Linked DNA regions of Homo sapiens: all the other regions are linked to region 2. The links are chromatin contacts, found by Hi-C in ENCODE. All regions are on one chromosome and are shown on one strand. Each heading gives the region's core, a stretch centred on a gene start or an enhancer-like site at or near the end of the contact. The rest is flanking DNA. Distances are from core to core; before and after follow the strand shown.

Region 1 (2,700 bases), core at 55-2,554, 960 kb after region 2:
AGCCAGTAACTAAGTTACTAGTATATGCCAGGCACTGTAGAGTACTGAGTAGAAGACGCAAAACTTCTGACTTCTTCAAGTTTCTCATAGCTTGCATTCTATGGAAAAAGATAACCAATAAGCAAAATGTAAATCAAATATATGTAATATTAGATGCTGATTATTTCTATAAACAAAAATAAAGCAAGAAAGAAAGTCAAGGAGTGTGTGAGTTTGTGGTAAGGAGAAGTATAAACAAACAAAGTAGTGAGAAAGGGTACTATATTCCTGTTGTACTCATGTAGACTATACATTATGCATATTATATAAATATATACATATGATGATTATATATGCTATGTGATTACATGTAATATATGTGATAGGGTATATTATATATGGCATATAAATATGTATGTATACTTTCATATAGATGAAAAATATATACATAATATACTATATAGTCATATATGATAATATATACTATATATTGCATATGTACTATATATACAAGTATATATTGTCATATATATGATAATATATACTATATATAATGCTATACTACATATGATATATATACTATATGATACATATACTATATATGAGATTATATATGATATACATGAAGATAACATACATATGAGGTATATGTGAGCTATATATATAGAATTTACAATATATATTATTTATGTATTATATATCTGGAATACAATAAACACAATGATGTCCAGGCTAGGTTTTCAAAGATTCTTAGTCGAATGGGGGTAATGACATGTACAGACGAGCAAGTCCTAGTGTGCAAATCACACTGAGTTGGCCAGGGTGTAAGGGAACCAAGAAGCAGGCCCCTAGTAACCTCCACAGGCTCTGTGTCCTCAAGGACGGCAGAGATTCATTTGAACTATGCATAGAGACTCAGGAGTTTCTGAGTTATTCTGGAGCAGTATTTTCCATACTTCAGGTCCTGATCCAGGGGGTGATGAAATCAATCTTCTGAGTTGTGACCAGACTTCCTTAGAATGAAATAAAATAAAGTACAATAGAAGAAAAGAGAGTGAAAGAGAAAATACTAGAGTGTGGTGCAAGATTGTGTGCGTGTGTGTGTGTGTGAGTGTGTGTGTGTGTGTGTGTGTGCGAGAGAGAGAAATATTTGTTTGCATTTGTGGACAGTAGGTTAAAATGTAAATGTGAAATGTGTCCTAGTCTGGATATGTCAAAATGAGTTTATAATCCAATGTTCTAGAACACATGGAGGCTAACTCCAAACGTTAACAATGACAACAAGGCAGTCAGAGCCCTGGAGAGAGATGCACTCCTCAACATTGCCTGTTGCTGAAGATTCAGAACTAGCAGCAACACCAAAACAAAAAGATCAAGCTGGGGTAACCTGGGAAGGATGCCTCCTCCCGCTCCCTCTCCTCCTTATCCAGGGTCCCTTCCAGCTTCTCCAGGGTGCCTTCCAAGGTCCCTTTTAGCTTCTCCAGGGTCCCCTTCAGGAGTGAAGTGGACTGGGTGCACAGCCTGTGCTCCACCCCAGGAGCCTGGCAGTGCTGAGAGGAGAGTGTGTCACACCCCACGGGAGGGACCTTTTGCCACTGGGGACAATGCATTTGGGACACTTATCTATCAGCAGGAAGTTAAGATACCCCAGCTGGGAACAGCTTTAAAAGTAAAAAGTTATCTATTATGACATCCGAGGGGATTGCATCAATTAATTCGTTAAATCTATTGGTGCTCCTGGAACTTTGGAGACTTTGTGTACAGTGGAGAAAACTCTGGACATGAGTTACTTAACCTGGTTTTGAACCTCATTCCTGCCTTTAGAGATCTAGTGTGTCTGGGCAAACTACTCAAACTCTCTGGGCCACACTGACTTTATCTTGTAATGTGGGCAGTAATAACTACTTCCTAAGATCTTTATGAAGATTCTCTTAAAAGTAGTGTCTATAAAACTCCTGGTGTAGTGTCTGGCAAGCAGAGGTATACTAATTCAAGTCCTGATTGAGTTATTAGGGCACATTATCTTACCAAAATAGTAAGTGTTAGAATCTTACAAGAACTCAGAATCAAGGTTAAAAAGGAACAAGAAACACCAACCGTTCAGGACAAAGACTCTCGATATTATTTAACTTGAAGGTGACATTGTAACGAGAACTTCTCAGCTGGAGTTAATTGATTTGAACAATTCAAGTCCACCAGGCAAATCAGCCCAGGACAGCTTACCACGCTGGCCGAGTTAATTTTTTTTTCACATAGTTTTTGAACGGCTGCGATGTTAAGAGGAGACCAAAGGCTGTGAGGTGAGTAAAACCTACCTGATCTCACTGTGAATATTCTATGCTGAGGGAATTGCCTTTGTTGCTACCAGGGTTTAAGCAGCATGGTGTATTTAGGTCACATTCAGGGAGCCGTATTTCCCCTGCTGCGGTCATTGTCACTAGAAGTTGGCATATACACATCTCAGCAAGGACAGTCCCTGTCATCCTAACACACGATTCAAATACTCATCCCTGCACGATGTACTGACCAAAATACTTCTGTGTCTGTTACCCCATTTAAACTTCACAATTCATCTTGCTGTGGGCCAGATACTGTGCTAGGTACCCAGAGGGTCACTGGAGTTGTGTATTTTTTGCCTCATTTTACAGATGGAGAAAATAGAATTCACTGAATGTCAAGGGACTTGCCCAGGGACACACAGTGTGTAAGTGAAAGATTGGG
Region 2 (2,868 bases), core at 168-2,667:
ATTCCTCCGTTTCCCGCTAGGGGAAGGTCATCTTGGTAAGAGATGTGTCCACACGGGGTGGGCTCTGAGCTGCTCAGAAGGAACTCTGCAGAAGTGGGGAACCATTGACTCACACCCTTCCCATAGGTGGTTTCCTTCAGGCTCCAGCAATTTTTTACAACAAGGTGGTACAATGAGAAAAATACCGCTCTGCTGTTAGACCACATATTTCAATCCTTGTACTTCCTAAGAGTTCTGATAGTCCAAGAGGCTGGGGGCTATGGCCATGTTTCTCACTCGAATTGCCCTGGTACTGAAATGCATCACGTGTAGGGGAGACTCAGTGTTTGTGAGCACACACTGAGTGACTATAACTGAGTGATTTCAGAGAGACAGAAGAAGGCATGCAAATGCACTTGTCTTGAGTTGTTTTCTAGGGGACATGCTCAGGGCTCTGGGACCTACCTAGTCATCTCGCTGCCTGGAGAGGCGGCTGCTTGGCCATGTTATCTCCATGCCTTCTAAATTAGGATGCGGCTTTAGGTTCACATTCATAAATAATTGGGTTTTATGGGATAGGAAGCAGCAAGGGCTTTGCGTTGATCGGCCCTGGGTTGGGTCCTGGCCTCCCTAAGCTTTGAGAATGATTTTATCATCACCATTGCCTGCTTATGGGAAAATAGGGCGGCAGTTAGTCGTGGAGTCCCTGTGACAAAGTGGCAGGTGGATGGCTGCGCCGGGGGTCTAACCTGCGCTGTCACACTCCGTTCCCTCTTCCTTTCAGTGACAAGAATGCAAGTAATAGTGCTGAGAATCGTGTGCTCAGCTGTGCTGGGCTGAGCATTTTATGTGCATGAACTCATCCCTCCCTGCGAACTTGTGAGAAAGGTATTATTATTATCATTATTAATATTATTATTACCGTATTCTCTCTGCTTACAGACAGAGAGATTGAGGTGTGGCAAGTAGGTAGTAAAATCCACCTTCTTCTTCTGTGAGGTTCCTCCTGTTCCCAGGGGTGTGGGGACGGTGAGTGGTGGATGGGTGAGGTCTTACAATGCAAAACTGCTGATTTCTACATCCGAAAAAAATCATGAATATGAACGATTATAGCCAGATTGAAACTATCATTATTTTCGGTAAGAAAAAGTGCGTCTATTCACAGAAAGTCAGGTACTTTTCCCCAAAATCACATGGGAAAAGTGTGCAAATACAGAACAGCCCTTCCAGGAAGGAACTATTTTCTCCGAAACAGGAAATTGTTGTACATTCAGACACACCATAAATACACGTCTAGTTTGTACATGGCAATTCCAGGGTCTGAGGCTCTTCCTTCCTGGCCCTAGAATGGCGTCTCTTGCGCTGTGGGCTTCCTGTTGAGGCAGGGGCTGAGGAGGTGGGAAGCAGAGGCTGAGATTTTCCTTCACCACGGTCACAGAAGATGCGCTGTTCCAGGGGCCTGGGTGGGAGCAGCCCAGGAGCCTGCGTCTCCCCTCCTCGGCCCTGGGAGGCGGCTGGACTGTGCCACACGGGACGGGTGCTGAGGGACCGCTGGGTGCCCACCTCCCTGACCCCTCCTGCAGGGGTGCCTGCCAAGCAGCCTGGGCACTGCCGTCTGGAAGATGCGCCGTGCCGGTTCTACACGGTGTTCCCTTGCTCCAGGCAGAAAGGTCAGTCCAGGCTTCTCACTCCATCGTGGCCAGAAGCCAAGTCTCATGGCATGAGATTCAACCAAAGAGAATCTCCTGGAGCTTCTTTACCTCATCAGACTTATATCCCACACAACACACACACACCCCCATCCATAAATGTGTGTATGTATATACCACACACGTACACACACATATGCCACACACATGCACACCACACACACAGAATGAATACACATACACCACACACATAAACACACACGTGTGTATGTATATATCACACACTTAAACACACGCATGCCACACACGTGCACACCACACACACAAAATGAATACACAGACACCACACACACAAACACAGAGATATCACACACATACATACACACACCATGCAACACACAAACATGCATACACATATTCCACACACAGAAACACACAGACACCACACATATACACACAGACATGCATACACACAACACACATATAAACACACAAATGCCACACACCAACACATGCCACACACAAACATGCACACACATACACCACACACATAAACACACAATACCACACACATACACAGACACTAACACACACTACACAAACATGCACACACATACACTACACACAAAAATACACAGATACCACACACATACACAGACACTAACACACACTACACAAACATGCATACACATACACCACAGATGTAAACACACAGATACATACATACACACACACCAACACCCACACTACACACATAAACACATGCATCATATGTAACACACATTACACAGACTTATATCCCACACAACACACACATACCCACATTCAACACACACACTTGCTCACACCCCTTCCCACACAATCCAACACACACACCCCCACATTCAACACACACGCATGCTCACACCCCTTCCCACACAACCCAACACACACACACCCACATTCAACACACACACTTGCTCACACCCTTTCCCACACAACCCAACACACACACACCCACATTCAACACACACATATGCTCACACCCCTTCCCACACAACCCAACACACACACACACACGCCTCCACGTACATCTTTTTATGGTAGTTATTTTTTTGTAAGTAAAATATTTGTATAATATCAGCTTATTGTTTGCCATAGCATAACTTATTTCAAACTTGTCCAACCTGCAGCCCATGTGGCCTGGGGTGGCTTTGAATGCAGCCCAACCCAAATTTGTAAACCTTTTAAAAACATTGAG
Region 3 (2,700 bases), core at 77-2,576, 850 kb after region 2:
GTCCAACCAAACATGCTATCTCCGACATGCCTTAAATCTCTTTCTTTACACCACCTGCCAATCAATAAATATGATGAAAAGATTCCATATTAAAAATGAATGAATAAAAGAACCCTTGATCTCTCTGATTTTCCTCTTTTATTCTTATCACCTCCAAAGTTCTAGGGAAGGCAGTCTATATCTGCTTCCTTCCCACTTCAGTTTGTTGAAATCTCCACCAGGTTCTGGATATCATTCTTGTAAAACTCATCAGTGGTTTAACTTCGGTGGAGCCTCATCCTATTTAATGTTATCCGAAATTTAACCACTGCCTACCTCTTCTTCTTAAAGCTATCTCTTTTCTTGAAATATGAGGAATGATTCTCTCCTGGCTCTCATCTCTCCTGCCTTTCTGCTTCTCGGATTTTGCTGATTCCTTTCTGTGGGGACATGGTTAATATTTGTGGGACTGTCAAACTCCTCATTGCAGCCATGGCTCCTCCAAAAGGTAGGGTTCTCCTTGGGCTTCTGATGCCTTCTCTTTCTGGGTCATTTCCACCAGCAGAGGGACCCCTTGAGGCGAGGGTGCTAATCCTTGTTCTGCAGACTATAAGGAACAGGCAGGGTTGTGTCAATACACTCGTGGGACAAGGGAGCCTGGTGAAAACCCCATGCATATGAGATAGGGGTGTGGCTGAGCAGGAGAAGGAGGACAGACAGCAAGGAGGCGAGTCGGCCTCTCTTCCAGTCCTCAAGTCTGCCCCAGTGCTTGTCCTACTGTGACTTGCCTTGGAGGAGTGAGGCATTGGAGAGGGAAAAGCTTGCATGAGCCAGGCCTGACCCTTGGGCTGCCAGTCTTCATGATACAAACCTGTATGTTTAGGAGACAGAGAGACCAGCAGGGGCAGCAGTATGAGCTGTTTTCATGAGCCCTAGTAAGTTAGAGAGGCCTTAAAATTAAGTCTACAATAAGATGATAGGCCTTCCTACTTAGAAAAAATAAGGATGCCCATCCATGTGAATAGATAGATATTCACAAAGGCAGTGCCCATGCTAACCACAGTACTGGCCGGTGGGAGGATCTCTGTTCTTAGCCTGGTCACACATTTCTCCTAGTGGACTCCAAGTTGGGTCACACAGCCCTATTGTCACTCCCTGGCTACTGAGCACAACTGCTTACAATCCACCCTGTCCCCATCCTGGGTAGCCTGGAAAATCCCTGTAATTATAAACAGGCCCTGTCTCCAAGCCATCCCTCTCCCCAGGGCCCCACCGCAAGGTGGAGACGGTGACTCAGCTTGGCCCCTGCTGGAGCTTATTTCTGTGGGCAGTCCCAGCAGGAAATCATTGGGAGTTGAGGCATTGGGAGGGCCTTCTTAGGGGCTGCTGGGTTCTGGACAGCAGGAGAGGGAGGAGAGTTGCTCGGGAGCTCTCCAAGCTAAATCAATCCTTTCCCTTTCAGCTCAGAGATAAAAACCTGGAGTGCCATTTGAGCGCTCAGCACCCAGGAATGTCCCCACACAGCTGACAGGCATCAGCTTCCATTTAGAATGTGTGAGATTGCTGGCTGCCAGACCCACCCCTGTGGTTTAGTGAATGCCAAGAAAGTCCTGGAAATGAAGGAATTAAATAGCCATAGTCCAAGCATGTATTTCTCACACTGAGAATTACTCAGCACCCTCACATAGCAGATCCGGATATGTGGGTTACAATAATCCCTTATATTTATATAGCACTTTTTAGTTTACAAAGCACTTTCAAGTCCATTAGTGCATGTGATCCTCCAGACGGCCCTATGAAACATCAGGGAAGCTATTATTAGTCTCGCCCCACTCTGCTCCCATAATTCTTTGTACATACCTCCTCTAAAACACTTATCACTTGGTTCTGTAATGACTTGCTTACAGTGTGTTACAGTGAAAAGAACATGGGCTTTGGAATCAAACAGCCTTGAGTGTGAAAGCTGGCTCTGCCATTTACCATCTGCCTGAGCTTAGGTTAGGTACTTCCTCTCTCTAAGTCTTAGTTTTCCTATTTCTAAGAGTGCGGCTAAGAAGCTGATGATCTCCCCTGGTTGTTGTAAGAATTAGAGAATGGAATGCATATGAAAGTACCAAACACTGTCAGAATGCAGTAAGTGCTCACTAAAGATTGGATCTTCTCTTCCCTAGTGACAGTGCGTGACTTAAAGCCTGGCCCCACACTTTATTTATTTTGTGTATCTCCAGAGCTTAGCACAAGATTTGGTAAATGGGCATTATTTAAAAACAAGAAAAAACAAATGCATGAATGAAAGAATCCTATTTTATAAACAAGGAAACAGAAGCCCAAAGTGGCTAAGTGCTCTATCAAGGGTGAAAGTGGAATTTCTGGTACCTTATCTGAAGTCCCCCCTGTTGCAGGTTCTCAACATCTGTTGTCAATCTTCCTATTAGTTAATTAAACTCCTGCCCCAAACACCATCCTTGACTGTTGTCGATGCTTCTGGCTTTTTCCCAATGAGCTCAACTCTTCAAGGAAATGAAAGAGCCTCATTTGCACAGAAAGGCCAGAAAACCCTAGTTGGCCAGCATCCTTTGGGTCTAAGCTATAAGCAGCGCAAATTAGCCCAGCCATTTATATGCAAAATAAGCACCAAGCCTTGAAGATTGTTTGAAAATTGCCTACCTAAGGAGTGTAAGTTAAAAGTTGATTCAAAAACTGTTTGGTTGCATCTAGGAA

The links. Hi-C counts contacts between places; a loop is a spot of excess contacts on that map. Pooled maps may share reads with other maps.
Region 1: a loop to region 2 is called in a map with no recorded cell type, with 2.0 times the contacts of the local background. The contact joins the promoter of LINC01810 here to the promoter of LINC00487 in region 2. A Hi-C loop is called at or near these places in 2 of 37 single-sample maps with no recorded cell type.
Region 3: a loop to region 2 is called in a map of IMR-90, with 3 times the contacts of the local background. The contact joins the enhancer-like site here to the promoter of LINC00487 in region 2. A Hi-C loop is called at or near these places in 2 of 168 maps with a recorded cell type or tissue (IMR-90 and psoas muscle), 1 of 37 single-sample maps with no recorded cell type and 7 of 50 pooled maps.

Annotation. Positions count from the first base shown.
Region 1 is chr2:5,811,200-5,813,899 of GRCh38, reverse strand. It overlaps LINC01810 (long intergenic non-protein coding RNA 1810), which reads left to right and starts at 1,304. Exons shown (of 4, transcript NR_146954.1): 1 at 1,304-1,361; 2 at 2,116-2,279; 3 at 2,628-2,683.
Region 2 is chr2:6,768,860-6,771,727 of GRCh38, reverse strand. LINC00487 (long intergenic non-protein coding RNA 487) reads left to right here and starts at 1,417. Exons shown (of 6, transcript NR_038369.1): 1 at 1,417-1,649.
Region 3 is chr2:5,914,082-5,916,781 of GRCh38, reverse strand. No RefSeq gene overlaps it. Among named protein-coding and RNA genes, the nearest start is that of SILC1, 17 kb to the left of the region's middle. Within about 2 kb of position 1,326, at least 5 of the 41 ENCODE cell types and tissues checked have a DNase peak (open chromatin) inside an H3K27ac peak, as active enhancers do; they include IMR-90, where a contact is called at or near this core.